Regions from separate parts of the Homo sapiens genome. Here all the other regions are linked to region 3. Evidence: read pairs that join two places in POLR2A ChIA-PET (ENCODE). Cell type or tissue: CD4-positive, alpha-beta T cell. All regions are shown on one strand. Links, peaks and the distances in the headings refer to the core of each region. The heading gives the core; the rest is flanking DNA. Region 1 overlaps PHF19 (PHD finger protein 19). Region 2 overlaps CNTRL (centriolin). Region 3 overlaps CNTRL (centriolin). Region 4 has its middle 4.2 kb from the start of PSMD5. Region 5 has its middle 15 kb from the start of PHF19. Region 6 has its middle 4.9 kb from the start of TRAF1.

Region 1 (4,778 bases), core at 316-4,315, 250 kb before region 3:
TTCTCACTCCTAGGACTGCTGGCCACTGGGGGTCAAGGACAGGGCAGGACAGGGACTAAGAGATACCCCATATTCCTTCTAACCCATGCCCTCAATCTCCTTCCCAAATCTTGCCCTGAAGCGTGGCTGAGTTCACAGAGAGTGAGCTGAGCTAGGCTGGGCTGCCATGGTCACCCTCTTCCCCTCTGAGACAGCCACACACGCAATCACAAATGACATGAGACACCAACCAAAAGATGCATAACATCAGGTTTGACATCCATAAGGACTCCATTAGCTTTGCTCCGTCGGTTAGAAGCCACATTAAGCCATCCATTTCCCCAGTGACTCCCACAGCAACCCTGGGCAGGGCTGGCGCAAGGACTGTGTCATCCCTTCTTCCCCAGACACTTAAGAGACTAGGGCATAGGGAAGGCAGGCATTTATCTAAGGTACTCCAGAAATCAATGGCAACTAGGGATGTGGCCCAGCATACTTCTTTATTGCCTCCTGGCCCTGCATAGCTAGGGGATCCCCTACCTTGAGCTGCCTCCAGTAAACAGGTAGGCATACATTGTCACAGACCTCCTCTTGTCTGGAGCCTGGCAGTCAACCTGCAGGAGTTGTTGCTGCCATCCCTGCCCTCTCCCCACCACGCCCAAGGCCCACTTGGACCAAATTAGCACCTACCGGTCTCCAAACATCATGGGCTCATTGAGGCACTGGGTGCAGGCCTCGTGGAACCACTGCCTGCACCGGTAACATTGCAGCATCCGCAGGTACCATCTGGAGAGACAGAGGAGCCAAGGTCAGCCAGGACCACACCCCCAGTCAGGTATGAGCTTCGGCAACCTTTCCCAAGTTAAATTTGCCCTCCACTGGCAGAAAGGGAAGAGAATTCAGTTACTGAGCACTTAGGCTGTGCCAAGGGAGGACCTGAGAGTTGGACATATACTCTCATTTCACCTCACCACCTGGTAAAAGATGGGACACTGTCCCCATATTACAGATAAGTCACAGGTGAAATGGCTTGCCCTAGCTCACAGGCAAGTGGAGGATGGTGATTCAAATTCTGGTTTCCCTAACTTCAGAGGCTGTGCTCTCCTTGCCATGCCACAATGAAGCCACCATTTCTGGACTTGCTGCTTCCCAAACACTGCTGACAGGGAAACGTTTGCCTTGGAGACTTCACGGGAGAATAATGGTTTCTGTAAGCTGCACGGGGGCAAGACTACATCTGGCTTTTCTCACCTGCAACTGTATCTGGCCTATCATGGTCATCCAACAACTATTCATGGAATATGAAGAGCAAAATGCTCAATGCTTCATTGACACCTTGTCAGGTGAGCTCCAGGTTAAAACGCAGATTCCTTGGTCCACTGCAGACCTATTCAATCTTTGGGGAAGCCTCTGGGATGCATTTTTAACAAGCATCCTGTGCAACTCTGCCCATAGGCGTTGAGAAACACTGCATTAATGCAGGAAAGGTTTCCATAAGCATTTCTCCATCTGACAATACTTGGGGAAGCTCATGGGCCTGAAGTTAAGGTTAAGCCCATTTGAGAGATGAAGTAGTTCAAGCTTTGCCCAAGTTACCCAGCTGGAGCTTGGGGCTGAGATTCAGGACTTCAGGGGGTCCTGACGGCTGAACTTCCTGAGGGCAGAGACCCTCCCTCTTACATCTGTGGTTCCTTCCACAATGCCACGTGCACTCAGCCCAAAGAAGCAAGCTCAACTGCCATGGCTACATAGAGGCCCAGGTCGGCAAGGAAGAATCAAAGACTCTTGCCGCAGAGCCAGGACAAGAATTCCCTCCACAGTGGCCCCGACATAGCATGCCCCGCCCCCCGGCCCCCTACCCCTGCCTGATTGCACATCTCCAGGGAAAAGAATCTTTTCTATTTTTGGAGACAGGGTCGTCCTGCTTTGTCGCCCAGGCTGGAGTACAGTGGCATGATCACAGCTCACTGCAGCCTCCATCTCCCAAGCTCAAGTGATCCTCCCACCTCAGCCTCCTACGAAGCTGGGACTACAGGCGTGTGCCACCGCGCCAGGCGGGAAAAGGATCTTCATATCTCACCAGCAGCCGGTTCCACTGACTCTGACTGTGAAAAGGTTATCTTGACTTTCATGCATTAGTACCACCACTACCACCAGTAACAGCTCACATTTTTTTTGTTTACCAAATGCCAGGCACTATGAGAACCTCTATGTGAATTACGTAATTCATGCTCTGCTCATAATCACCACATGATGGGGAAACTATTCAGAGAGCTGAGGCTAAGGGGTTGCACAGCTGGTAAGGAGCAGAGCTAGGACGTGGACGTCCTGGGAGGATTCGCACTGTGTCCGGCCCAGGCTCTTAACCACTCTTCAATACTTCCTCGTTTCCTACAAAGCTCCAAGGTAACACCTCTGCCCTCCAGCCCTGCTCCACAGTGCTAGATGCCACGCGGAGCCGGCCTTCTGTTCTCCCCTTGAGGTCCCGCCCCCTCGGGCCCCACCCCGAGCCCTTCCCTTCAGGGACCGCCCCTTGAGGCCTCGCCTCCTCAGGTCCTGTTCCCGAGGCCTTACTATTCCCTCCTCCCCACCCCGCCCCTCCACAGGGTGCTTCTCGACCTGCCTCACCTCCCTGGGGCCCTGCTTGGGCGGTCGCAACCCGCCAGGCCCGCCTCCCGAGGCCTCGCCCCAAGGTCTAACCTTCCGGGCCCGCCCCCCGAGGCCCCGCCCTCAGGTCCAATCTTCCGGGCCCACCCCTCGAGGCCCCACCTCCGCAGCGGCTGACCCCCCCCTCCCCGAGTCCCGCCCCCGAGGCCCCACCCCCGCGGCTGACACTCCAGGCCCGCCCCTCGAGGCCCCGCCCCCACAGCGCAACACACTGGGCCCGCCCTCAAGGTCCCCGCCTTGGCTGACACGCCAGGCTCGCTCCCTATGGGCGGTCCCTGCTGGCGATTCTTGGAGACCTGCCCTGCCGCCCGGGGGGCCCTGACCCCCTGCCTTACTCTCCGGGCCCGCCGCAGTAGCAGTAGCATTGCTGCTGGTTGGTGCGATGGGGCGAGTCCCACTCGAGCTCCTCGGGCTGGTAGGACAGCACCATCTTCACGGCCTGCAGCGTCCTGGCGATGGCGCCCTTCTTCAGCGCGCCGCCTTTCTGGGGGGAGACGAGGGCCCCAGTCAACCACCAGGTCCGGGTGGACCACGCGAGTCAGCACGCGGCTGTCTATTGAGGGAAGTGCTGCCAGGGCTTGGGGGACCCGCAGATATTCCAATATAGTCAGAAAAGCAAGGAGCTTTTTCTCATTAATTCCAAACCCATCCCCTCTATCCCAGAAGGAACTCCGTTGATAACAGAATTAAGAGTAATAAGCGCAATAAAGGCAACAATTACCAACATGTATTTACATGGATTTTCTTTTTTAATAGTAAAGCATCATTTATTGGTCCCGTTATTCCCGACACCAAACCCATCTCCACTTTACAGTTGAGGAAACTGAGGCTCAGGGAGTCTACAAATCCTGGCCAAGGACAGTGGCAGAGGCGCTATCTGTCTCCAAAGCCCAGGTGTGGCCCTTCTGCTTGGAGCTCAGACTCTGTGATGGGAGTCTCTGGTCTGCCCCACTGGAGGAGGCAGGAGAGGCAGGGACTGGGGAGGATGGAAGGCTCACCCGCACAGCCAGTGCGAAGATGCAGCGTCGGCAGAACCAAGGTGTGAGCAGGGGCTGGTCAGCACTGCCCGCTATGGGGATGTGGCACTGCTGGTGGTAACCTACGGCAGAGGAGGGGGCGGTGAGCGCCCACAAGGACATCGTGGCCCAAGGCCAGTTGGCCCAAAGGAGGCAGGGCTGGGAGGGCTGAGGGAAGTCCTAGGAGCTCTGCCTGCCAGCTGCCGGGAGCCTGGCTGCTGGTGCCCACCAAGATGGCCAAGTCAGTGTCCAGGCTGGGAACTAAATGACAGCATTGGCCAGTTGTGGGGTTGGGGGGGACACAGGAAGGTCTGACTTCAGTGCCTGAGCCCCATCTTTCCCACCCATCCTCTCCATCTAGCTGGGCCCCAAATTACATACACCATCATACCCTCCCAGCTTTCCCCAGGATCTCTTCCCAAGCCCTCACTTACAGCAACTGGCCCCCTTTCACCCTGCAGTGCCAAGAGAAACAGGAAGCCAGCTGAGGCCCCAACAGGCTGCAGCAGTACCCGTCAGGGGCCAGTGCGTGGGGACCTATAGGTCGGGGCCTTCTCAGGGCCCTGCTCGCTCCACTCACCCAGGCCACACTTCCCGCAGATGAGGATCTCATTCAGCGGCCCTGATGTCTTCCCTAGGCAGATGTTGCACTTGGGCTCCTCTCCTGGAACACCGGCTGAAAGAGAGGGCCTCGAGGGTCGGGTCCAGCTCACAGGAATGGAAGTTTTATACTCACATTCCAGATGCCCAGCCTCTAATGTCTGCTAGGCCTAGCGCTGGGCCCCACATGCCACCTCACTGAATCTCCCCAACCACTCTGAGATGCCTATCATCATTACCATTCGAAAGATGGGGAAATTGAGGCTCTGAAAGGTTAAGTCCCTTGCTTAGCTAGTAAGTAGGTGAGGGGGGGATTAAACCCATGGCTGTTTGACATCAAACCCTTTGTTCTTTTGACACATCATGCTGCCTCTCCCGCCTTATTTAACTTGTTTTGTTAAATGGTTGTTATTTTCTTAAAACTTTATTATGGGATAATATAATTTGTTTGTTTGTTTTGTTGAGATGGAGTCTCTGTCACCCAGGCTGGAGTGCAGTGGTGTGATCTTGTCTCAC
Region 2 (4,633 bases), core at 634-4,633, 55 kb after region 3:
TTTGAGAGTTAAGAGTATAGGTGGGAGGTTACATTTATGTGGGGGGAATGGCTATGTAGACAGCATGGGATGAGAGAGTGCAGTGCTATAGTATTGAGTGGAGCCCTGTGATGTCCAACAATAGTCTCCAGCCATGTGTGGTTATTTAAATTTTAATAAATTATAATTAAGTTAAAAATTCAGTTATTCATTTGCCACATTTCAAGTGCTTAATAGCCACATGTGTCTAGTGGCTTCTATATTTATAGCCAGAGGTAGAACATTCCCATCATTGCAGAAAGTTCTGTTGGACAGCGCTGCTATAGACTTTGAGAGAATAATTTGATTATAGCAGGGGCAAAAGCCAAAAAGTAGTATGAAGTTGAGGATTAAATACCTAATCATTTATAGACAAGAAACTAAGACTTAGGAAAAAATACATAATCAGGAGACACTCCAGTTGTCAAGTATAAACTGATCTTCTCAGTCATAACAGAAAAGGAAAAAAGAGATGAGGCAATAATTTAATGGAGAAGCAAGGGATACAGAAATCCTAAGCACTGCTAGCATGGAAAAACTGGGCCAAGTGAAAGACCCCGTTAATGACAACACAGAAAAGTAAAGGTTTATGCACACTAAGTATCCACCTGGCACCTCCTACAATTCTTTTTAAAGATGAGCATTTTTGACAGCCATTCCTACTGTTAGCCAGATTTGCCTATCAAATGTATGTGAGGAAGCTGAGCGGCAGTTCTGGTACATTTCTTCTGTGTAAAACCCTAAGTCTTATCACACTTTTCAGGCCCAACTCCGACACTGTATGTCCAAGCAAGCAGAAGTATTAATTAAAGGAAAGCGGCAGACAGAGGGCACTTTACACAGTTTGAGGAGACAAGTAGATGCTTTAGGGGAATTGGTCACCAGCACCTCTGCAGATTCAGCGTCATCACCCAGTCTGTCTCAGCTGGAGTCTTCCCTCACAGAGGACTCTCAACTTGGACAAAATCAGGTAAGCAGCAGCTCTTTTTAAAAACAAAACAATAGCCTGAGGTTGTTTTTTGTCTTTTTTGAGACAAGGTCTTGCCCTACCGCCCAGGCTGGAGTGCATTGGTACCATCACAGCTCACTGCAGCCTTGACCTCCCAGGCTCAAGTGATCCTCCCACCTCAGCCTCCCATGTAGCTGGGACTACAGGCACACACCACTTGGCTTGGCCACTTTTTAAAATTTTTTGTAGAGATGGAGGTCTTGCTGGGTTGCCAGGGCTGGTCTCAAACTCCTGGGCTCAAGCGATCCTCCTGCCTCGGCCTCCCAAAATGCTGGGATTACAGGCGTGAGCCACCACGCTGAGCCAAGAGGAAACTCGTAAGATAGGATTTAATATATTACATAGAAAGTACTTAAAAGCCGTGGGGTGTATAATCTAGAGGAGATTCAGAAAAATATAGATTATGCCGCCTTCAACTCTCTGAAAAACTTGTCTTAGCAAAGACTTGGTAGAGGTAGATAAGCTGATGGCTTAGGAAACAGACTACGACTGCAGATTGGATGACCTGGCAGGGATATAGTTAATTCTACTATTCATGTCCTCCACTTCTGGATTTATTTATTTCCTACTCTGTCAATATAAAGAGCTTAGACCTGTGAGGCCAATATGAGTCCTAGTTTAGTATGTCTCCCTGCATTTTGTAACTTACATTTACAGAGTTGGAATTCAGACCTCTTAACCTAAGGTCTATAAAAACCCTGAATTTCACAAAGGTTTTCTGTGTGAGCTTAGATAAGGTTAATAAGCATTTAAGAGGAACATGAAATATACTCATGGAACTGGTAAGTAGTAGCACACACAACTGTCAGAGATAGGTAACAGCTTCCATTTTCCAGTGCCTATTGTGTGCACATACAAAACTTTATATATATCATCTAATTTTTACATCCTTGGAGGTAGGACTTATCCTTTTATATAGATAAGGAATCTGTACAAAATGATAAATGATTTGGTCAAGGACATAGCAAAGGACAACAGCAGGACTTGCGGGCTAATCTATCTTTACCACAGAGCAGTATATTTTAATGGTGGAGCCACAAGGAGCTTTCAAGGACAGTTGCCTCTTTAATGTGCCCAAGGTGGGCAAGTGACTTACCTAGTTCACACAGCTAATTAGCAGCAGGGCCATTAGCAGCAGGGCCATCTGAATATGATTATCTTAACACCATCTGTGGTGGACCCAGTCAGGTAAAGGCCAAAATCATCATGGGCCTTAGGGCAGGGTTCGAGGAGGAGTGTGAGAGGCACTGGGCATTGAATAGGGAAGCTTTGGGGATGAGACAGCCCAGAGTAGTGAGAGAAGAGTAGAGTGCACAAGGGCTTAAAAGCCAGCTTCAATTACCAGCTCAAGGTGGCAGCCAGAGTTATTTAGTTGCTTTAAAGGCAACCAACGCACAGTGGGTAGGGGCGAGATTGGTAGAATTATTTAGAAGTCTGGGGTTGTAATCCAGGCCTATATGGGATAAAAGCCTGAACTAGTTAAAAGTTAGGGGGCTGGCTTCTGAGCGTAACATTTTATTTCCCTTTTTTTCTGGTAAGAACAGATACTACACTTGATCTTAGTCAAAAGGCTGAGAGCTCCTTCCAGCAAGTTCTGCAAGGTCCATCAGAACCACTAGACAGTTACTGACACTGATGCCATCCCTGCTCACAGGATAGATGTTACAGATTTTTTTTTAAACTAGAACTTTTAATTGGAGGATCTTGAATTTTAGCAGTTTTAAGAATAACCGTTTAATTTTTTCTCTCAGAATTTTGTACACTGGTTCATCTTAAAACATTTTTCCAAAGAGGTACTCAAATATGTCATTTACCTATAAGCCATCATGCCATCACTTAGTTAAGACTGTTTTTACTGTTTCAAGAATTTGATTTATCCTTCCTTTTGTCTTACTGTAGGAAAAGAATGCCTCAGCCAGATGAGGAATACTGTCTTGTGTAAATATATTCAAGGAAAACACCTCCACTACCTCACTGACTTCATAATTGGAATGTCACATGGTTTTTTTAATCAAGATGCAGTGAACTGAGATTCTGAAACTCCACTGTAGTTTACTTTGCCTGTACCATTAATGCCAATGTTTTTATAAATCACTTGTACATAGTACATATGGGAATAGTTGCATATGGGAATTTAAACCAACATGTGGCTGAGCCTTTTTTTTTTTAATCTTCGTAACATGTTTAAAAAAAAACAGTGATTTTAACTGCATATTTGAACCTACAAACTGGTAAATCTTATTAACAAAAAGAATGTACTTAAGGCCCTCTTTATTTATAGTGTCGAGTTATTTTTGAATTTTGCTTAAAATCTATTTTTCATATGAAAATAAAAGATAACAATCAACTTGGGTCTGTCCTCTGACTTTACACTTCACAGGTCATTCTATGGAAAAGCCGTCAAATTTTTACCTTATTCCAAGTAAGTAATCTTTCAGGTGGTTTTCTTTTACCTGGAGGCTGAAGTACATTATACTTATCAATGAAGATTTCATCATTTGGAAATACATCAATTATAAAACTATTATGCTTCAGATGCCTTTCCTTAGCCAACATATTCTTTGGTGGAAAATCAGGAAAACTTTGTACCTTGGAGAATGTGACCCAGTGATAAATTCAAATTGTGTTGCCTTTCAGATTTTGAACTACCATAATTAACAGCTCAACTCCATGATGTATACATTTCTTTAAAAACTAGAATAGCAACTGCTCTCACAGTCTGGCATAATTATTCCCAAGGGGGAAATATGTAATAAGAAGTTTTAAAATATTCTCGGGAACTCTTTTCTAGATCACTACTAGACAGCTTTTGAGTCACAACAGGTATGTTACCCTGTTACTAATAATACAGAGCAGCACAGTGCAGTCATCCCTCACCACCAAGGTTTTTATTCCAAAACAGTTATTTGGCTAGACGTGAACCGTTAAGATACGGGATCAATGGAGTTACAATAAAGACAATGAAAGTGACAATTTATTAATACACAGTAAGTTCTAGAAGGCATCTTTCAAAACAAAACTTGATTTCTTTTGTATTTACATTTTTTGTTTCAAGTCTTAGCAAAATGCTAAAAGGCCTGGCCTAGTCACAATTACTGACATCCTTCTGGGACACAATTTTCTGGGCCTGTGTTGAATGAGGATAAATTATCTTTTCTCTAAAATGCCACATGAACCCTCTCTATATTCCCACATGAAGAGGAATGGAAGGTAATTATTTGGTCTTTTCTTCTGTTTAGGGGAATGAACTGAACCACTCATTTTTTTAAAATCACACTTAAAAGACACATGGGCAAAAAAGTTCCCCAAAACTACTGTCTTACCGAATTTGAGAAGGGAGGTAATGTATGAAGCTTAACAGCTGGCTTCAAAAGACACCTTTCCAAAGAAATTGTACTACCTCTATTAACGTGTAAACCACCAACCAAAAAAAAATAATAAGTTACTCCATCAAACACGTTATTATCCATAAAAAAGACTTCAACATTGTACTGGAAGATCTATTTAAGCATAAATAGTACTAAGCACCAATTACTAATCTGAAGGCCTCCTCACAGGTCCAAGGGCAATGAGCAACCTCAAGAGGCAGGTGACTGCACAAGCAGT
Region 3 (4,778 bases), core at 354-4,353:
ATCTTTCTTAAGAGCAGAAAAAGCTGAAGGGGGTTGCGAGTCCTTTTTCTACCTCTTCTATTTAATCCTTTTTGCAAATTTTCCACTGAACGTATTTGTTTTTTCATACTGTTTTGTTTTGTCCTTAAAAAAGGAAACATTCTCTGGAATGTTTCTTCCTGAGATATGGCTAGATATGGTCAGGTGGCTGGATACAGCCAGGCTCTTGTCTCTGTCTCTACTCTAAGAAGTTGTACTAATTGCTTATATTTTAGCTAATATTCCTAAAATACAAGGAAAAATATCTTCTACATATTCTCCTGGTATACCTTGAATAATAGGGGTTTTTTTTTTAAAGAACTTTAAGATCTCTGGATTAATAGAAATCATAGAATTTAACATAGTAAGGATATTGTAATTGCTTTAAGTACTTGACAAGTTGTTTAACTGTTCCTTTAAGCATTTTAGTACATATCATATATATTTTTTTGTGGGCCAGCTAATTTCAATAAAGGATAACCTTATGACAGATATAAGGTCTTTTCTAACAAAAGCCTAAAAATTGAAACCAAGGTATTAATATTGAAACCAAAAGTAGTCTTGATTATTTTAAATAATTTTGAGGAAAAATGGGGTATTTTAAGTAATGTATAATGTGGTCAATAATATCTTACTTTATTGCATATGTTTGTTCAATCTCCCACCCATGTAAGGTCCCTGAAGACATGAACTCTATCCTACTGGTATCCGTATCCCCAGGGACCAACCAGCCCTATGTTTATGAATGCTTGCATTGTGGAAGGGAGGAAGGAAGCAGCTTATAGATCCTACCCAAAACTCCTTTGCTTCCCCTTCCAGTTCTGTGATCTATGAGTCTAATTAGTAGCTGGATTATGTGTTTGCTTTCAACAAATGACTGTTATATTTCTGGCGGACAGAGAGTTCAATTCCCACTGGATTTCTGTAGAGAATTATACATGGAAAGGAGGTAAATGAGACATGGGAATGGCATCCAAGTTTTGAAGTTAGCTAAAATCAACCTGTGCAGTGGGGATGAAACATACAAACCAGATTTGAATTTCCTTTTTAATTTTATTAAAATTACTAATAGTTCTTAAGTTTGCAGCCTTAGTCCTAGCATCAGAGGACATCTCTTTTAAGTTTATCCAGCGGGAACATCTTTTTCTGATTCACAAAGTTTCATATTGGCTAGTGTTTGGCATCCCATTTTAGGCTACAAAATGTGAGCCTTTAAGCAGAAGAGAAATAATCAAGAGTGAGATGCCTGCATATTTTTCTATAGATATAGGTAGACTTTTATTTAATTAATTTTTATGTAATCAGATGAAGTATCTTTCTGAATAGCCAATAGAATTTAAAAGTAAAAGCTTCACTTTGATGAGATATTATAGAAAGCAACATATTAAGTGCCCACAATGTGTCATACATTGTGCTGTATTTTCCATGTTCTGGTGAGGAACTTTTATTAACATCTATCCATTTTTCTTTCAATTTGCAGAGGATGAAAATGTGATATAGAAATATTAAGTGAATTGCCCCTAAGTTATTGTTTTAGAAAGAGGTGGAGCCCTTGCTTATGCTACCACAATGACCCTCTCTTCACAAAGCAATTAAAGGTCTAAAGAGATTATTTTAAAATTAGCTCAGAACTAAGCCTAGGCAGGTTTTCAGCAAATATAAGCATTTAACTAGGTTTCAAATTCACAGACTATTTTAGTTATAAAATTATTCATAGAAGCACAAATTATCACCGGAGCAAACATAATGAAGATTTGTATTGCTTTTCTCTATTGGGAAATGTCCTATTGGAAGCAAAAGGTAACTGTTCGCTAGAGGGAACGAGCTGTAGTGATCTGTTGCAAAGTTTGGGCGTGATTGGCCCCTGGGAGCTTCCTGTGTTATGATTTAACTCGCGGAGGGTGGGGCCTGCCCGCAGAGGCTGCTGGTGATTGGATGGGCGGGGCCGCCGCTCACTCTTGGCCAAGAATGTGGTTTGAGGCTCTGCGAAGTTACAGAGGCTCGGAGGCGCTTGCAAAAATGTGGCTGTCAGAGAGGGAAGTGCACATGAATTTGAAGACAGCATTAGAAAGCGTTCCGCCCACAGTTTCTCTGTTCTCAACGGCTCAGTTTTAACAGGATAAATTTTAAGTTAAGGTATGATATTTTTTCTCTCTCTGTACAAAGGACTTAAAAGGAGGAGGAGTCAGAGATGTAAGTTCCTGTTTTTACAATAACTCTTTTGTGAGCTCCACCGTGGTGTAAATCGCAGAATCTACTTTTGTTCCCATGTATTTAATGTACACCATTGGCATATTGAACCAGATTTTTATCCTGCGTATAAAGGTTTTGGTGGAATTTTTAATGGTGAATTTTAAAGATTTATTGATATGAGTGCAGTCTTTTAAGAAATTATTTCTTGAGCCATAAAAACCCGAAATTTACTTAGAATGTAAGCTGTTATATGTAGTTAACTTTTCAGAAAGATTTCAAATGGGTATTTTGGGAGTGTAGGGAAAAGAGTTTGCAAAATACCATAAAGCTTTACCAGTAGTAAATTAAAAACCTTCCAGTTAAGCTGCCACTCTTTTGTTCATCAGAAATGAAGAGACGTTTCTTTCTTGTATTTGGGGTAAGCAAATACATAAAATTGAGTAATATTCTTTTATAATCACATGGGTCTTAGACTTGAGATCATTGGTGTTCATTTTTCTGACTGATACAGTTCCCTCTTTCGATAACTTTCTCTTCATTTATTGTTGTATTCCTCTGATCCTGTGGGTACCAACTTAAGAGTCATGAAGGTGTGAGTGGGAGGGCAAAGGTTCTCTGGGGAATTATTTTGTCTCCATATGAACAGTTGCCTCAGGAGACATGCAAGTCATTTGATGGATCTGAAATTCAGTTTTCTCATGTTTAAAAGGAAGGGTTAGACTAGATCATTGGCTCTCGATTTGCTTTCCCTAGCACACCTGAGAAATACAATCCATTCTTTTCAGTTAACAGTAGTTCCCTGATGCCATGACTTCAGGGTGCGGGAGGGTGTGTGGGTGTGTGAAAGCTCTGTTTTCCACCATGGGTTAAGTGTAGTTGTAGAGGGGTATACCTCCTTAGGGCCCTCCATTTTGAGACTCACCGGGCTAAGTGGTCTTTGAGGTCCCTGTCAGCTCTCAGTTTATTGAAAAGCCAAATGTTTGTTTGTGTAAGAGATTGAAAGTGAATTTGAATTTCAAGTATTTTATCTATTTCATACCTCTATTTTCTTCTAAGAAACCTTTTTTAAAAAGTAGATTTAATTTTTTTATTAAAAAGGCATTACTTATCTACTATAAAAGTTTTTTAAATATAAAAATACTCATTACAAAAGGAAAAAATCCCCATGTAATCCTTCCACCCAGGTATAATTCTTGTTAGCATTTTGGGATATAGTTTTTAAGTCTTTTTCTATAGATATATGCCATAACCAACTAATTTTGGAAACCTTTTTTAAAAGACACATTTTAGGCTGGGCACGGTGGCTCATGCCTGTAATCCCAGCGATTTGGGAGGCCAAGGCCGGCAGATCACTTGAGGTCAGGAGTTCCAGATCAGCCTGGCCAACATGGTGAAACTCCCGTCTGTACTAAAAAAAACAACAAAAAGTAAAAACAAACAACAACCTGGGTGTGGTGGCCCGCACCTGTAGTCCCAGGTACTTGGGAGGCTGAGGCAGGAGAATTGCTTGAACCCAGGAGGCGGAGGTTGCAGTGAGCTGAGATCGTGCCTCTGCACTCTAGCCTGGGTGATGGAGTCAGACTCCATCTCAAAATAAATAAATAAATAAATAAAAAAGAGAGAGAGAGACAATTTAATGCAACGCAAATAACACTGACCTACCTAGCTGTGCCCTTGGAAAAACCACTTAACCTCTTTGATCCTCAGTTTTCTCACCTGTAAAGTGGAAATGATTTCCGTATCAAGTTATCCTGAAATTTAAATGAAAACTACCCATGTGAAAACAATATAGGGCCTGACACAAATAGATGCAAATTATTATATTTATTTTCTATTCTTCCTTTAAAAATGTTGTTAAGGGTTATTACTTTTAAAGGAGTTTAAGGAACTTGGAGTTTTGTTGATTTTTTTTTTTAATTCAGTCCCATATGAAGGCTCAAAAGAGCGGTAAAGAACAACAGCTTGACATTATGAACAAGCAGTACCAACAACTTGAAAGTCGTTTGGATGAGATACTTTCTAGAATTGCTAAGGAAACGGAAGAGATTAAGGACCTTGAAGAACAGCTTACTGAAGGTAAGACTTTCAGTATGATTTAAGGTAAATCAGTGTTATTGCTGGTAAAAGAAACATTATAAAGACAAGCATTAATCCAGATAGTAGCTAAATACAGTTCACCTATTAGTACTAGTATTTGATAGGGAAATATTTACAGGATACCCAAAAGTAGTTAATGCAATTTTAAGAGTTTTGTTTTTGTTTTGTTTTGTGGCATTGATGCCTAGTGAGTCAGGTCATTCCAGTCAGTAGGCCAGAAGTCAATACGTGATCATGATAAGCTCTGGCATGTGATTGTCTATGACATAAAATCCATTCAGGAGCAAAGCACCCATTGGCATCAGGGAATTCAGTGTCTGGTTATAAGAAGAAAGAGTTTTAGGATCTAGTTTTGCAATGCTGATTTAAACTGCGACATATCCATAATAGTGGAAAAGGAAGACAATAGGCCATAGTGGTTTTTACACATAGGGCTCAGTGTAAAAAGATCCTGCTCTCTGTTTTGCTAC
Region 4 (4,778 bases), core at 445-4,444, 270 kb before region 3:
TTGCCGATGCTTTGGTAGTGATAAAAGAGGTGATGGGTGATATAAAATCAGCCACTCTTAAGCTTGCTGGAAACTGTGGGAGGATGTGTGAATGATGCATATTTCCCTAGAGCTAATGAAGAAGTTAAAAAAAATCTTAGTGTCTGCAAAACAGGTGGGTTTAAGATTTATTGATATTAGGGAAAGTGAAATTAATGAGCTACTCAAGTTTCTGTCTTTGGTCATCACTGAGAGTCTATTTCCATAGGAAGAAGTCTTTGCAGAGGAAATTGAATGCTGTCTGATGCTACAATTCATATGGATCCTTTCCTGGATTGAAGCCTGACTTTTAAAAAAGGTTTCAATAAATTGCTTATACCTATGAAGAGATGCAAAAGAACCTTCAAAATAAAGCAAAGGACTTGAAGAAAGAGAAGGAAGACATGAAGAAGAGGATGTCATTTAGGTGAAGGTGATGGATACAGAATCTGAGTCTGAGGGGAGCCTGGTTGACAGAGAGACAAAAAAAGAAATTTTTTTTTTCTGACTAAAAAAAAAAAGGAAATTTTGTTAACAAAATCAAGAATTTAAAAAAAATGCTGTGAGAGCTGATCTATGCATCTGGTTTGTGAGCCAGTATTCTGTGATGGCTGCAGTTTTTAGAGATCCTAGTAGCTCTACACATCTGTCTTCTGCTTTCCTAGAACCTGGGCACCCCATGGATGACTCACTGCTGGTTTTGTGTGTGTGTGTGTGTGATTTAAAATTACATTCAGTCAACTCTATAGCCCTATGGGCTTTTTGAATAACCAAATGCTCAACAGTTCTGTAATCTTTCAGGTTGCTGTGATCAGTCCCCAAGGAGTCTACACTCTCAAAGAGACTGGGAAAGGCCTGTGAGACAATGGGATTCTTTTTTCTAGAGGTGTAACTCTGCCTGTGTTTGCATGCCACCTCCAGAACCACTAAAATATAATTTCTCAGTGGGTGACTGAGTAAGACTGGCAGCAATTGCAAAAGCAGATTCATGCCATGTGTCACTCTTCACAGTCAGGAACTTATTTACCTCTTGGAACTTTCCAAAGGAACGATGATGGTGGCGGTAATGTCACATTAGTATGGAGCCCTTAAATTCAGCAGTGTTCAACCTGAGGGAAGACAGAGTAGGTCAATTCTCTTGGCAGCAGCTGAGGGAAGGAGAGAGCAGGGAGCAGGGCTCAGATAAGGTTTGTTTGGCAGGGTCCAAGCACTTCATGGAATGGAGACCTTTGGCTGTCAGAGATCTGAGGAAGATTTGTCAGGGCCTGCTACACTCTGAGGGCTTGCAGTTTGGATGGTTGGGAACACTTCTTCCTTGCACTGATGGTGCTCCTATTTCTATGACACGTGTACTAGTTCAGACACAATTTATTGTGTTCACCAATTCTATGCACAGCAATCAGACTGAGATTGAAATCCAGTATAATATTAAAGGTGATCTGGGCCAGGCGCAGTGGCTCATACTTGTAATCCCAGCACTTTGGGACGCTGAGTTAGGGGGATCACTTGAGGCCAGGAGTTTGGGACCAGCCTGGGCCAGAAAATGAGACCCCATCTGTAAAAAAAAATTTTTTTTAGGTTAGCCAGGCATGGTGGTGCATGCTTGTAGTCCTAGCTACTTGGGACACTAAAGTGGGAGGATTGCATGAGCCCAGGAGTTCGAGGCTGTAGTGAGCTAAGATTGTGCCTCTGCACTCCAGCCTGGGTGACAGAGCAAGACTCTGTCTCTAAAACACACACACAAACAACATCTGACAAGGCATTTCAGCCTGGAGTCAGTCAAAAAATCTTAGAGGTCTGTAAAGGAGATGACTATGCTGTTAGGGCTGTGGTAGAAACCTTTAATAACAAGTGAAAAGAGCTTGTATTTGCCAAAATGAACACAGGATATGATTCTTTTTTTGCTTTTGCTTTGGAGTTGTATCAGCTCTGTGCGGTCACATGGGTATCTACAAATCAAAGCACCCATCAACCAGATGCATCTCTGAGAGTTAACAGCAGAAGGTGGCATAATAAAAGAAGTTCTCGGTAGTGAAAAAGGTTGGAAACCACCAGCTAAACCAATCCTCTTGTACCAATAGGAGATTCAAGTTGAGAGGTGGGAAAGGGCCTATCTCAGAGTAGGTGCTTGAATACTTCTTACTAGAATGAAAGAAGGAACTTAAGATCACACAGCCATGTTACTGCAGGACGGGGAATGGAACCTAGGTCTTCTTATTTTTGGTTCAGTGTTAACTCCCATTCTCTAAGCAGACTGGGCCTGTTATTCAAACTGCCTTCCCATAGGTGCTTCCCTGCTTCTCTCCTCACCCAGAGAAGGACTTACAAACAGCTTATCTTCAGAGGTTTTGTGCCTGATAGTTATGGAATGTGCTGGTTTGAGCAGGGAGGATGTAAGGGGAGGGAATGCTAAAAGCCTGTCTACTTAGAGTCAGGTTTCCTGGGTAAGTCCCTGGAACCCCATCCCCTTCCCCTTTCTTGAGACCCCAGGACTTGCTCCAGTAACTGCCACCCTGTGCCTTTGCTTCAGGGCCATGCTGGATAAGGAGCTGGCTGCCTCTGTGAACATCCTACTCAAGGCATCTTCACTGTGAGTTTTGCTGTTGCCATTGGAGGGGGAGTGGGGGGAGTGTGGGGAGTGCTAGGGTCAGGTCCTGGCTGGTGTAAAGAACACTGAATTAAAGGAATTGTCAGAATAACTCAAAGGCATTTAGATAATCAACAGTCCATTTCAGTGTTTTTATTCAGAGATCGATCGATCAGTGGGATGTTGTCCAACAAAAGCAAAAATAGACTGTATAGAGAAGGAAGGAAAAACTGCATAATTTAGGAACAGTATATCTTGTTTGCACATTCTTTGGTTAAATCAATTAGCCTGCTGTTAGGAAGGAAGTCTGGGCATTTTATCCTTGAGTAAACCAACTAGGGATATCAGAGAAAACAGTTTCCAATGCTTTTGGATTCTCCAGAAAACAGACAGTTTAGCATATATGACAGGCTGCTTCTGCGTATTGTCTACCTTTCATTTCATTAACAACTTCACTTTAGAAGCCTGGTCTGCACCATTTCCCTCATCACAATACTTTAGCATCCTGGCACTAGCTGTGCAGGATTTGTCGTACGTCTTCCTTTCCCTGATGATCATGTTTCTCATTTCCTTCCCTCTCTCCCTTACACCCTCAAAAGAGAGAGACATAATATACATTCTCAAGGTCATATAAGCTATATAATGAAAGCTACCTTTTTCTCCCCAGTGATGTTATTTCCTCAGTGGCTCACACCATCTGTAGTCATAGTTCCCAAATTTGGCCATGCGGTCTATCCCTGAACTCCAGCCTCAATCTATTCAATTAGTCGCCCTGAGGATGGGGCCCAGGTCTCTGAATTTTTAAAGACTTGTATAGATAAGTCACATTTAGCCAGTCTGGGAACCAGTGTTGGGAAATTGAATAGAATTTCATCCTACTATTTCCTTTATATGCCCATCCTTTCTCGTGATGTATTATTTTGCCACAGTCCTGTGACACAGGAAGGGCCAGTGGCCTTGGTCATCTTAGATTTGCCCTTGTTGATCTTCTCAGGGTAAATGTCTTTCCTTTCCCCTGATGGTGTTCTTATACTGTCTTCTGATCATCATTTCTGACTTTGTTTTCAGCATCTAAAAGTTTCCATAACTATAAGGCTTACTTCTTCCCTGCAGTCTTCCGTGTTTTTAGTTATTCATTTATGGGCACTCTCCTTGGAAAGTCAGTGATCAAAATAGCACTAGTGTGTAGGATGAGCACTGGAAGAGCTCAAGCAGAGAAGACATAGGAGTTTCTGCAGGGCTGTCCTGGGGTGGTTCTTGATGAGGCCAGTTGGGGAAAAAGCTAGGTGGCAGATGTTGGCACACTATAAGAAAAAGCATCTTGTGAAAACCTTTAAGTTAGATGGACTTCATCAAGAGATGATGAACCTCCCACCTCCAGGAATGTTCAGGCAAATGCCAGATGCATGCATTGGAATCGTTGGACCAGATGACATGTGAGGCCTTGGTCAACTCTAGACTTGTTTATATAGGCTTGGAAAGATTTTAAAGTTTTCTCCTCAGTAGGTCACTTAGGTGGGCCAGGTTTGACACTTCACTGAGCTCCTCTTAGGAGCATCATAATTTGGTTTTGTTCCCTTCTCCAGGTACTTTTGGGAGGGAAAAATAGAAGCCACTAACATCCTGTTAGTGAGGATGTGAGTGTAGGGAGTCTTTTTTTTTTTCTTTTTTTTTTGAGACGGAGTCTCACTCTGTTGTCCAGGCTGGAATGCAGCGGCATGATCTCAGCTCACTACAGCCTCTGTGTCCCGGGTTAAAGCGATTCTCCTGTTTCAGCCTCCCAAGTAGTTGGGATTACAGGTGCCCGCCACCATGCCCGGCTTATTATTTTTTTTGTCTTTATTTTTTGGTAGAGACAGAGTTTTGCTATGTTGGCCAGGCTGGTCTTCAACTCCTGGACTCAAGTGATCCACCTGCCTCGCCCTCCTACAGTGCTGGGATATAGGCATGAGCCACCACACCCAGCCTGTTGTTTGTTTTTTCTTTTCTTTTCTTTTTTTTTTTTTTAACCATTAGTGCAAATGTCAACATAGTAAAAGGATAAATAATAAAATAATATTGTTATGAAAGTAGTTTTGACCCCATGGACCCCCTAGAGTCCTGGAGATCCCCATGGGTCAGTGGACCTTCACTTTGAGAACCTCTAGTATAAACCTTTATCATTCAGAAGTGG
Region 5 (4,778 bases), core at 567-4,566, 230 kb before region 3:
GCCCAGTTCAAGACCTGGCACCCAGTAAATGTCCCATAAGTGTTTGCTGAGTGAATAGATAAACAAGTGATTATCATCATCCTTTTAACTTGATCTCAGCTTTGCAGAATAAAAACAGGCAGATGCTGTTGGACCCTGATTCAGGTTTTGTGAGCTGAGGCCTCACAAATGAGCCTGCTTTTTTTTTTTTTTTTTTTTTTCCTGTTAACGCTTTTGACGTTTTCATTTTAATATGTGAAACCTGGCTACTTGTCTCAGGGAGAGTTTATGGAAAAAAAGCTTCCAGCTGGCTTTGGGCAGCCCATAAAAATGTACTGAAATGTCTAACTTTGACCAGTTAGAAATTAGGAGCTGTTGGGGGATGCAGGCCGGTGACGCCACTCGCCCTGGTGAGGCCACTGAATTTCAGTAATTAGCTCTCTGGGCAGGAGGACTCGCTCCTAATTCCTTCCTGGTTCCGAGTCAAAGGATGAGGCCCTGAATCTGTTAAAGAGAAACCACAGCTTTCAGATAACAGACAAACATGTCTTTAACACACGCAATCTTTGATTCAAATGATTTCAAAGGGCATGGGGGAGGGAAGGGTTTTTGTGAGCTTTAACCGAAGCCGCTCATCAGAATGTCAGCTCTCCAAATCCTATCCTTCCCTCAGCTCAAGTCTGACCTCCTCCAGGAAGCCCTCCTTGGTAACCCCAGCCCATCACAGGTTTGTTCATCCACACGACTCCTTGCTTTAAAACTCTCCAGAGGGTCTGCCTAACTTCATGGTCAAGTTCAGTCTTCTTAGTTTGGCATACAAGGCCCTTTGTGATCTGACACCTTCTCACCTGTGTAGCCTCTTCTCCTACTCTCCACCCCCACCCTTTAACCCAGGTGCGACAAACAACCTTCACCCCTCTCCCCGGAATTTGGGCCTCAGAGCCTTGGACTGTGTTTTTGCCTTGATGGGGATTTTCCTTCCCCTTCGTCATGTGGCTGGATGGTCCTTATTCCCAAAACTCACCCCAAGCCTCTCCTGCAGGGGTGGGGAGAGATTGAGCCCCCAGGGCTGGGTTAGGTATCCCTGCTCATGCCCCAGAGCGCCTGGGTTTCTGCTCATCACAGTTAGTGTAAGGATCCATTTACTCATCTGCCTCTCCCGCCCTCTTCCCTTCTCTCCCCTCCTCTCCCCTCCTTTCCCCTTCTTCTCCTCTCCTTCCCTCCCCTCCCCTCTCTGAGGAACTTGGTCCAGCTACAGTCAATATCTAGAGAAGGTATTGGCCTAGAGAACCTTGCTCAATCTTAAGCCCGCACACCTGCCGTACTTTGGGATCACCCCGGGAACCTTAACATGCTGATGCCTGTGTTCTTATCTTCAGAGACTCTGGTTTGATTGGCCTGGATGTGGCCTAGGCATGGGGTGAAGAGTGTGGGTTGAAAAGCTCCCCGGGTGGTTCAAGGTGCAGCCCAGGTGGAGCGCCACCATAATTTACAGCACACGACTCAAGACCCACCCAGCCACTTAGAGGAGCTGCACTCCAGGCACCTCGGGGAGTATAACCTTGAACTCGGAACCCCACTATATTTGCCATATTTGTTGTGTTGAAAGAAAACTAGTCATCTGTTTATCTGAGTCAGTAGCATTGAGCAGCTGTATAGTCCCCCACAGGCCCCACCCAGTCTTCCGTGCTTGTTAGGAGAGACGGAAGCATCACAGTCACCTGGTAGAAGGATGCCTGTCTGAGCCCCACCCCAAATCCAAGGAGCCAGACCAGGGACCCTGTGCTATAAACAAGTCTCCTGGTGATCCTTCTGCACACAAATGTGCCAGGGCTCAAAACATCCTAAAACAGGCTGCAAACCCCTGACGCCTTGCAGAGCCAGGTAGGAAAGTTCAAAGCAAAGAAAGGCCTCCAGGGGACCATGCGGGGACTGGAAAACGACTGGCTCTAGCAAATTCTTGTCCTTTGGGAATGTGGGCCCCATGTTGTCAAGTCCCTCTTTTTTAAAAAGAGAATGCCAAAAATCTGAATTTTTAAAAAGGTGAAACTTGTTTAAAGCTGACAACTAATTCAAGCCATTTAAGTACACAGCTCAGACCAAACAAAACTTACCTGGGACCTGAATTTAGCATCTATTACCAATGTTTGCGGCAAACCCCACACGTGGATGAAGCTAGAGGGTGGTGTGCTTGCCTGGCCTTGTCTCGGCTCTCTCTTTTTTGAGCTGTTTTCCTGCTATGGGACTTGGGCCAGCACGGAGTAGGAGTGGGGAGGCGGTGGGGAGCGGGTACAGGAAACGGCCCCTGAGACTTGTGCCGTACGTGCAATTGGGAGGCTGTTTGGGGACATTGTTCCTCACGTTTAACAGTGTTCTCTTCATGCCAACTCTCTAAAAAAATACCTCTCAGGTCTCAGGGCCTAATAGAGTTTTGATTTGCCTCAGCAATGGTGTGCCAGTGTCTTATGGACACTGAATTGCGTGGGATCAAGTTTTAGCTGCTAGAAAGGTCAGAGGGCAATTTGTGGCCTGTCCCCATGGCATATAGGACCTCAAGGTCCACACTTGTATACCTGTCATTCCTGGGTGCTTCTGACCTTTCCAACTTCTGTTTTTCGTTTGATGCTTGTCACATGACCACTCCTGTAAAATTTTATGCTTGTATATCAAATAAAGAAGTTAAGTGCTTTCTGAAATAAGGCATGCTATAAATAAATAAGCCCATAAAAATAGTAAGTGCTGAAAAAAAGGGTTATTGAATACATGACTACTTGAATGATTCATTTTGTGGTTGCACACAGGGCCTTGCACAGAGCAGGTGTTCAGGAAATGAGGGCAGGATGGTAGAGTGGAAAGCAGCAGTTTAGAGATGGAAAGACAATAGCCCTGCCATTTCCTAGCGACTGGGACCTTAGCCAAGCTGACTAACCTCTCTTAGCCTCAGTTTCCTCGTCTGTACAATGGGGACAATCTCAGTGCCACCTTATCAGAGTTGCTGGGAGGATTGAGTAAGATGATGTAAAGTGCCTAGCATGTAACAGGCACTTAATAAGTGGCAGCTGTGATTATTTCAACACCAGAAATACCCTCATCTATGAATGTCATTGTTAAATGACTTAGTAAAGGCAGTAATGTGTGCAACATGAGTGAGGACGCTCTCCCTTTGCTCAAGCCAGCTAGAGTGTGACAGAGAAACCACATGGATTCACTGGGTCAATAAAATGGGGAGGCCTTCCAGAAGCTCTCGATTCCCTCAGCTCCTTGTCCCAGGTCTCTGCTCCCCTCCACACCAGGGCCCCTCTGATTATAGCAGTGATGGCAGGTGGCTCCCTGTCTGAGTGTGGCTGCCCCATCACTCCCCTCTCAGCATGCTTATGTGCTAAAGACCCTGTCCTGTCTGCCCCCGTCATCCAATCTCTAGCCCTAGCCCTGTACATTCCCTTTCTGGAAGCCTCTGGCAGTTTTCTGCAAGCTTCCCAGCCCTGACTGATCCCTCTCCTGGTCATCACTTAAGTGAGCAAATTCATCTTTGAACGGTTCCTTGACCTTTTGCTTGACAGATGCACGCATGCTTTAGAAAGCACACGTCATGCAGTGCACAGGAGGTGCACTCAGAGATGACTGAATGTAGTGTCTGGGGCTCACTCCCTCTGAGGGTTGGACACCAGGCAGACAGTCAGGAAAGCAACTCTCTAATACTGTTACGAGGGAGAAAATACATCATATAGATCCCTGCGATGGAAGGTGGTCTATGGTGAGTTGTAGGTTTCCCTAAGGGCCTAAAATTTATTCATAAGAGGCACTGTTGCATAGGGCAGTGGTTCTCAAAGTGTAGCTCCAGACCTGGAGCATCAGCCTAGACTGGGAGCTCTTATAAATGCAAAATCTCCAGCCTCACTCCAGAACTACTGACTCAAACCATGTGGGGCCCACCCAGCGCTCCCAGTTTTCACAAGCCCAGGGGTGATCCCATGTAGGGCCGGTTTTTGGACCACTGGAATGGTGGATTCATTTGGAACCTGTCACCTCATCTGTCAACAGGGACGACCCTAATCATGGCAGTGGCTTCTGGAAGGGCCACGAGATGAACGTGGGAAGCCTGCCTGGCACGTGGTTGGTGCTGAGCCACCGTCCCCTAAGACTGATCACCCACTACCTTTGGAGGGTCAGCTACCGCCTGGCGCTGTTCTCTGTCAGTCATGGAACCCAAGATAAGGGCTCCAGCAGAAAGGAGAAACAGGATGGAGGTCAGGGAAAGCTGATCTGAAACTTAGGCTAAGGCCCTGAATGCCAACCTTAGGACCTCTCTTTGCCTCTGTCTGCGGCGGAGACTCACATGTTTCCATTACTTTTCTGTAATACAACAAAGCAACGGAATCCTTGGGATTCTGGCCATCCCGGAGGTACCTCCCGGGTCCGTGGCGGGGCAAGCCCTTTTTCCACGACGCCTCCCACCCGCCTCGTCTGCTTTGGCCGCGCTCCCGCGAAGGCCGCGGCGGGAGGCCCCTGATAGGGCGCGCAGGCCCCGGCTGCCAAGAGAAGGCCGGGCGCGGGCCAGGAGCCGGCGCCTGCGAGCCAGGGCAGCCCCGCGCGTTTGGAATGCGAGCGCCGCTCAATGCGTTCCATATGGCGGCGGCGCGGGCCCACCCGGCCGCCCGCGGCTCCCCAGCCTCGCGCCCGCCCCGCGGGTTCTTGTCGATCTCCCGGACCCACCTGGGCGCTGGGATAGGGACCACGGATTACCAAGACCAGCATAGTGCAGGGCACGTAGGAGGCATCCGGAGGCTTTGATGAATGAA
Region 6 (4,778 bases), core at 71-4,070, 190 kb before region 3:
CTGACACGCGTGTACGCAGCTCCTCCGCTTGCGGGGCTCCTGGCATCTGGTGCAGCACCTGCGCGTGTTTAGTGCTCAGTAAGATGCCCCCTGAAAAAACAAACACAAACCGGGAATTGGAGCCCCCACCCTGGTCCCCTGCCTGCCCAAAATCCGAGTAGTGAGAAGGTGAAGAGGAGTAAAACCGCAGTCTTACCTTTCTTGGATTTCTCCAGAAGATCCTAGCACAGTGCCAGGCTCGCCCAAGCTTATTGGGTTGGAGCAATCAAGTGATAGTACTTGATAGTACTTGATCAAAATGATAGTACTAAGTGGTTCAAGGCACTGTGCTTTTACAAACTGGATATTTTAAGGAACCGTTTCTGTTTTCGTCTAAACACACACACACACGGTCGCTAAATCCTTAAGAATATATTAATCAAAATAGTTATGGAACTTAGTGTTGGGGTAGAATTTTAGATTAAAAGCTACACCTTTATTTTTGCGAACTACCAATTTGACAAGGGCTCCTTCTCTGTCAGATGTCTTAACCTTGTAGGACTGATGGTGGAGGGAGGGATGAAGCTGCCCACCTTGTTGGTTTGGTTTTAACAGCTCAAAATCTCTTTATGTGTTAGGGTCTTTTTTTTTTTGAGATGGAGTTTGGCTCTTGTCACCCAGGCTGGAGTGCAATGGCCCAATCGCGGCTCACTGCAACCTCTGCCTCCCGGGTTCAAGTGATTCTCCTGTTTCAGCCTCCTGAGTAGCTGGGCCCACCACCACGCCCACGACCACGCCTGGCTAATTTTTGTATTTTTAGTAGAGACGGGGGTCTCACCACGTTGGCTAGGCTGATCTCGATCTCCTGACTTCAGGTGATCCTCCCACCTCGGCCTCCCAAAGTGCTGGGATTACAGGCATGAGCCACCGCGCCTGGCCTAGGGTCCCTTTTTATGTCCTGACTCTCAACTGGATTGTAAGAGCAGGGAACGATCTTTTACTTGTTTTTTAACCTGGCATGCCTGTAAGACTCTCACTTATTGGAGGCAGAGCTGCTGTCCTCCAACTTCCGCTAGACAGGCGGAAGCTGCGGAACACAGGGTACTCTAGTGAAAGGGGGACCTCAGAGGCCCACCTGGGAGGGAGATGCTGCTTGTGGACAAGCAGAAGATCTCAGGGGCCTCTAAGAGAGAATTTCTGCAATCTATGGGCAGGGGCCTCTAAGAGAGAATTTCTGCAATCTACGGGAGGTTGCCCAGATGTAGCCTCTGTGGGGCCATTCAATTCTACGGGAAAAGGATTCAAAGAGTTAAGTGTTTGAATTAAAAATTGATGGACTCGGCCGGGCGCGATGGCTCACGCCTGTAATCCCAGCACTTTGGGAGGCCGAGGCGGGCGGATCACAAGGTCAGAAAATCGAGACCATCCTGGCTAACACGGTGAAACCCCATCTCTACTAAAAATACAAAAAATTAGCCGGGCGTGGTGGCGGGCGCCTGTAGTCCCAGCTACTCGGGAGGCTGAGGCAGGAGAAGGGCGTGAACCCGGGAGGCGGAGCTTGCAGTGAGCTGAGATCGCTCCACTGCACTCCAGCCTGGGAGAGAGTGCGAGACTCCATCTAGAAAAATAATAATAATAATAAAATAATAAATAAATAAATAAAAATTGATGGACTCTGAGTCAATTAGTCTGATAGTTTTCCCATCATCAGAAAACATTTAATTATCTTTGACCTTGCCTTTTCCTGGGTGTTGTGAAGTTAGAAATAACATTCCAGCAAAAATTTGGGAAGAAATCTGGGGTTATTTGTTGAAGGGAGTTTCTAAGTCTAGTGATTTTCCCTAACTCAATAGATTTCCAGATTTTAAGAAAAGAAACAAAGCACCTCTGAAGTTATTTGAATTCTAGGCACCAAGCAATCCCTGGGGTTTTTCTAGTTGTTTATGGGACTGGCCACTTTGAAGGCGCAATGGGGATTTCAATTTCTGATGGAAGTGCCAGTGACACTCATGGTCAGGTGATGTGGTTCAGGGGAAGAGCTTGGCAGATGGATCAGGGACATGCTCTAAGATGCCAGTGATGAGGAAGACATTGATACTAGCCAGCTCACTGCCTCTCTTTGTCATCTGTAGCTACCCATGTGTCCTGTTCTAACAGACTGGTTTTTCTGTGTGGCAATTCTTCCTTTCATGGACTCTGGAAACAAAGACTCTTCCAAAGGTGGGCACACTGCACAAGGGCCTTTTGAAGAAAAGTTTCTCAAGGATTTGGGGCCTATAAAAGCCATTCTCTTCTGTCCCACCCACCCCTTCCTCTCTGCCCTAAGCCAGTGTAAGTGAAAAGAGCAGGCAGTCTGACCTCACTCTCTTCATGTGCCACATCCTGTTTTCAGATTAATGAGCTCATTTGCTGGAAATTTACCAAGGGAAATAGTTTAATTTTGGAAAGTACCAAAAACTTATCTGTAGTCATTCAGCTTCATTTGGGGGGCTCTTGAAATGGAGGGGCATCACCGGAGGACCTCTGAACGCCCAGGGAGCAGCAAGGCAACAGAAATTGAAAGCGAGCCCAGTGAGGCTGAACCTGACTCAGAAAGGAAACAAAATCTTTTGGAGGCCACTCATGTCTACCCAGTTGAATTTTTTTTTTTCTAAAAATAACTTTAAAAAGAGAAATAGTTTATCTGGCCAAAGCCTCATATCTGGTGGTCTGACCATGGAGCCATGACTGAGGAACAAGAAAATGAACACAGGGAAGCAGGCAGTGTTTGAGCCTCCACCCTCTACCTTCTTGTCCATGTATTAATATGTTTGGCTTGTTCTAAGAGGCACGGAAAGGCTTTCAGTCTCCAGTTTTGCCCCAATCCCTTAGCAATCCGACCCTTGACATTGAAGTTGTCTGCCTAACCTAGTAGCCTTTGTGGCTCCTGCAGCCAGGGGGATTCTAGATGATCACAGATTTGCAAGCCATTCTGCATTGGAGATGATGAGATGATGGAGCACAAGTGATGTGCACCCTAGACTTTGCCTCTAAGCATCCAACCACCTCCTGGCCTGCACTGTTTCCCAGAGTAGAGATTTATCATCCATTCTAAGCAGAATGAATGGAACACGTAAGTGAATCCAGCCGGCTAAAGGCAGCCATTTGGGCAGGCTCCTGTTTGTCAACAGCCCTTAAAATGTGGAGCCCAGAATGGTTCTCACTCCCTCAACCCCAGTCAGCCCTTTGGTGCCTTCTTCTTATTACCAGCAGCACGCCTTGTCTCTGTCATACGGCTTGTGTTCAGTAAAAACAATTAGTGAACAGCTTTTCTGTTAGCATCATTTTAATCTGCTCTGATAACTTCTGATTCTTGAACCAAGAAATTTAATTAAACAGATGATTACAAGCTGTCAGCAACCTATCAGATTAGAAGACCAAATGGTACTGGGTTCTTCAATCCAAATTCAGTATGTCCCTTTGGCACATTACACAGAACTGATATCAACAACAAAACAAAGAAATAAAACATGATCTTATAAAAATGACAGCATAACACGTGTACTTTTTGCTATGGTCTGATTATTAAAAATGTCCCAAATTTCCTTCTGTTAATCTCCATCTTGGTTCTTATTACACTTATAATAACTAGCATTTTTAAAAACGTGCCTGTTTACAGGTTTTTTTCTTTCTACCACAGAATTATGAATACACGAAATTGTAGGAATATATGAAAATGTGTATAGGAATATATGAAATTAGATGAATTAAAACCATGAAAGTAAAGCTGTATCTGATTTCATTGTTGTTTCCCCTGGCTTAGCATGATGCTAGTTACATAGGAGACATCACTAAATATTTATTCAATAAATGACTAATATGCAAGATGCTATTAATACAAATTTTACTTATGGTAACAATAGTTAATGATGATTTCCCCACCATCAGAAAACATTTATTAAGTATCTTCAACCTGGCCTTTTCCTGTGTGTTGTGAAGTTAGAAATAGCATTCTAGGAAAAATTTGGAAAGAAATCTGGGGTTGTTTGTTGAAGGGAGTTTCTATGTCCAGTGATTTTCTCTATCCCAAGAGATTTCCAGATTTTAAGAAAAGAAACAAAGAACCTCTGAAGTTATTTGAATTGTAGGCACCAAGCAGTCCCTGGGGTTTTACTAATTGGTTGTGCACTTTGAAGGCGCAATGGGGATTTCAGTTTCTGATGGAAGTGCCAATGACACTCGTGGTCAGGTAATGTGGTTCAGGGGAAGAGCTTAGCAGAGGGACCCTTTGATAGGGACATGCTCTAAGATGCCAATGATGAGGAAGACATTGATACTAGCCAGCCTACTGCCTTTCTTTGCCATCTCTGGCTACCTATGCGTCCTGTTCTAAGAGACTGGTTTTGCTGTGTGACAATTCCTTCTTTCATGGACTCTGGAAACAAAGACACTCCTAAAGGTGGACATGCTGCCCCAGGGCCTTTTTCCGGGCTACGGAATTATTGCTCTTTCTTCACACTCACCTTTGGGAGGCTTGGGTTCCCTGGCCACTGGCTAGTACAGCACAAGAATAACGCAGTGTTCGAACTCAACAGCTGTTAACATCTGGCTGAGGAAGGATACAGTATGAAGGTTCCCATCTCACTCTATCTTGAGGACTCAGCCTGAGAGAGAAAAATCAAGGAGTGGGGAAAGCTGTTACTCAGAAATCAGAAGATTTGCTTTGATGTTGGAGGACTGTGGCGGAAAGTTCCTCCCATCCTTGAACCTTATTTTTCTTACCTGCAAAGTGGGAGAATGACTTCAGGGGAATCCTTCAG

The links. ChIA-PET counts read pairs that join two places held together with the same protein. Peaks named below come from ENCODE experiments on the same cell type or tissue, not always from the same donor. Only the 100,000 strongest peaks of a DNase experiment are listed, where the experiment ranks them.
Region 1: POLR2A ChIA-PET joins it to region 3 with 12 read pairs; 5 of 35 experiments call an interaction of 5 or more read pairs at or near these places.
Region 2: POLR2A ChIA-PET joins it to region 3 with 10 read pairs; 14 of 35 experiments call an interaction of 5 or more read pairs at or near these places.
Region 4: POLR2A ChIA-PET joins it to region 3 with 10 read pairs; 5 of 35 experiments call an interaction of 5 or more read pairs at or near these places.
Region 5: POLR2A ChIA-PET joins it to region 3 with 10 read pairs; 4 of 35 experiments call an interaction of 5 or more read pairs at or near these places.
Region 6: POLR2A ChIA-PET joins it to region 3 with 16 read pairs; 2 of 35 experiments call an interaction of 5 or more read pairs at or near these places.

Annotation. Positions count from the first base shown.
Region 1 is chr9:120,866,201-120,870,978 of GRCh38, forward strand. It overlaps PHF19 (PHD finger protein 19), which reads right to left. Exons shown (of 15, transcript NM_015651.3): 4 at 4,243-4,338; 5 at 3,645-3,745; 6 at 2,982-3,130; 7 at 670-765. Among named protein-coding and RNA genes, the nearest start is that of PHF19, 8.6 kb to the right of the region's middle. RefSeq lists an enhancer at 2,264-2,333 and a silencer at 2,454-2,943. In CD4-positive, alpha-beta T cell, for the core only: CTCF peaks have their summits at 3,123 and 3,331; DNase peaks (open chromatin) are centred at 2,761, 3,694 and 4,182; H3K4me3 peaks cover 1,292 bases; H3K27ac peaks cover 1,832 bases.
Region 2 is chr9:121,174,237-121,178,869 of GRCh38, forward strand. CNTRL (centriolin) reads left to right here. Exons shown (of 44, transcript NM_007018.6): 43 at 782-988; 44 at 2,927-3,374. The coding sequence ends at 2,950. It overlaps RAB14 (RAB14, member RAS oncogene family), which reads right to left. Exons shown (of 8, transcript NM_016322.4): 8 at 3,897-4,633. It also overlaps the pseudogene LOC124902357. Among named protein-coding and RNA genes, the nearest start is that of RAB14, 25 kb to the right of the region's middle. In CD4-positive, alpha-beta T cell, for the core only: no CTCF peak of the experiment used is centred there; no DNase peak of the experiment used is centred there.
Region 3 is chr9:121,119,798-121,124,575 of GRCh38, forward strand. CNTRL (centriolin) reads left to right here. Exons shown (of 44, transcript NM_007018.6): 13 at 4,134-4,287. Among named protein-coding and RNA genes, the nearest start is that of CNTRL, 47 kb to the left of the region's middle. RefSeq lists enhancers at 1,618-2,119, 1,994-2,043, 2,074-2,273. In CD4-positive, alpha-beta T cell, for the core only: no CTCF peak of the experiment used is centred there; a DNase peak (open chromatin) is centred at 1,964; H3K4me3 peaks cover 2,597 bases; H3K27ac peaks cover 3,051 bases.
Region 4 is chr9:120,844,746-120,849,523 of GRCh38, forward strand. It overlaps the pseudogene CUTALP. Among named protein-coding and RNA genes, the nearest start is that of PSMD5, 4.2 kb to the left of the region's middle. In CD4-positive, alpha-beta T cell, for the core only: no CTCF peak of the experiment used is centred there; a DNase peak (open chromatin) is centred at 1,986; H3K4me3 peaks cover 368 bases; H3K27ac peaks cover 2,315 bases.
Region 5 is chr9:120,890,096-120,894,873 of GRCh38, forward strand. It overlaps a transcript of PHF19 not described here. Among named protein-coding and RNA genes, the nearest start is that of PHF19, 15 kb to the left of the region's middle. RefSeq lists an enhancer at 2,526-2,745. In CD4-positive, alpha-beta T cell, for the core only: no CTCF peak of the experiment used is centred there; DNase peaks (open chromatin) are centred at 1,646, 2,186 and 2,816; H3K4me3 peaks cover 554 bases; H3K27ac peaks cover 3,786 bases.
Region 6 is chr9:120,929,333-120,934,110 of GRCh38, forward strand. No RefSeq gene overlaps it. Among named protein-coding and RNA genes, the nearest start is that of TRAF1, 4.9 kb to the left of the region's middle. RefSeq lists enhancers at 2,029-2,128, 2,229-2,738. In CD4-positive, alpha-beta T cell, for the core only: no CTCF peak of the experiment used is centred there; DNase peaks (open chromatin) are centred at 2,019 and 2,349; H3K4me3 peaks cover 1,384 bases; H3K27ac peaks cover 4,000 bases.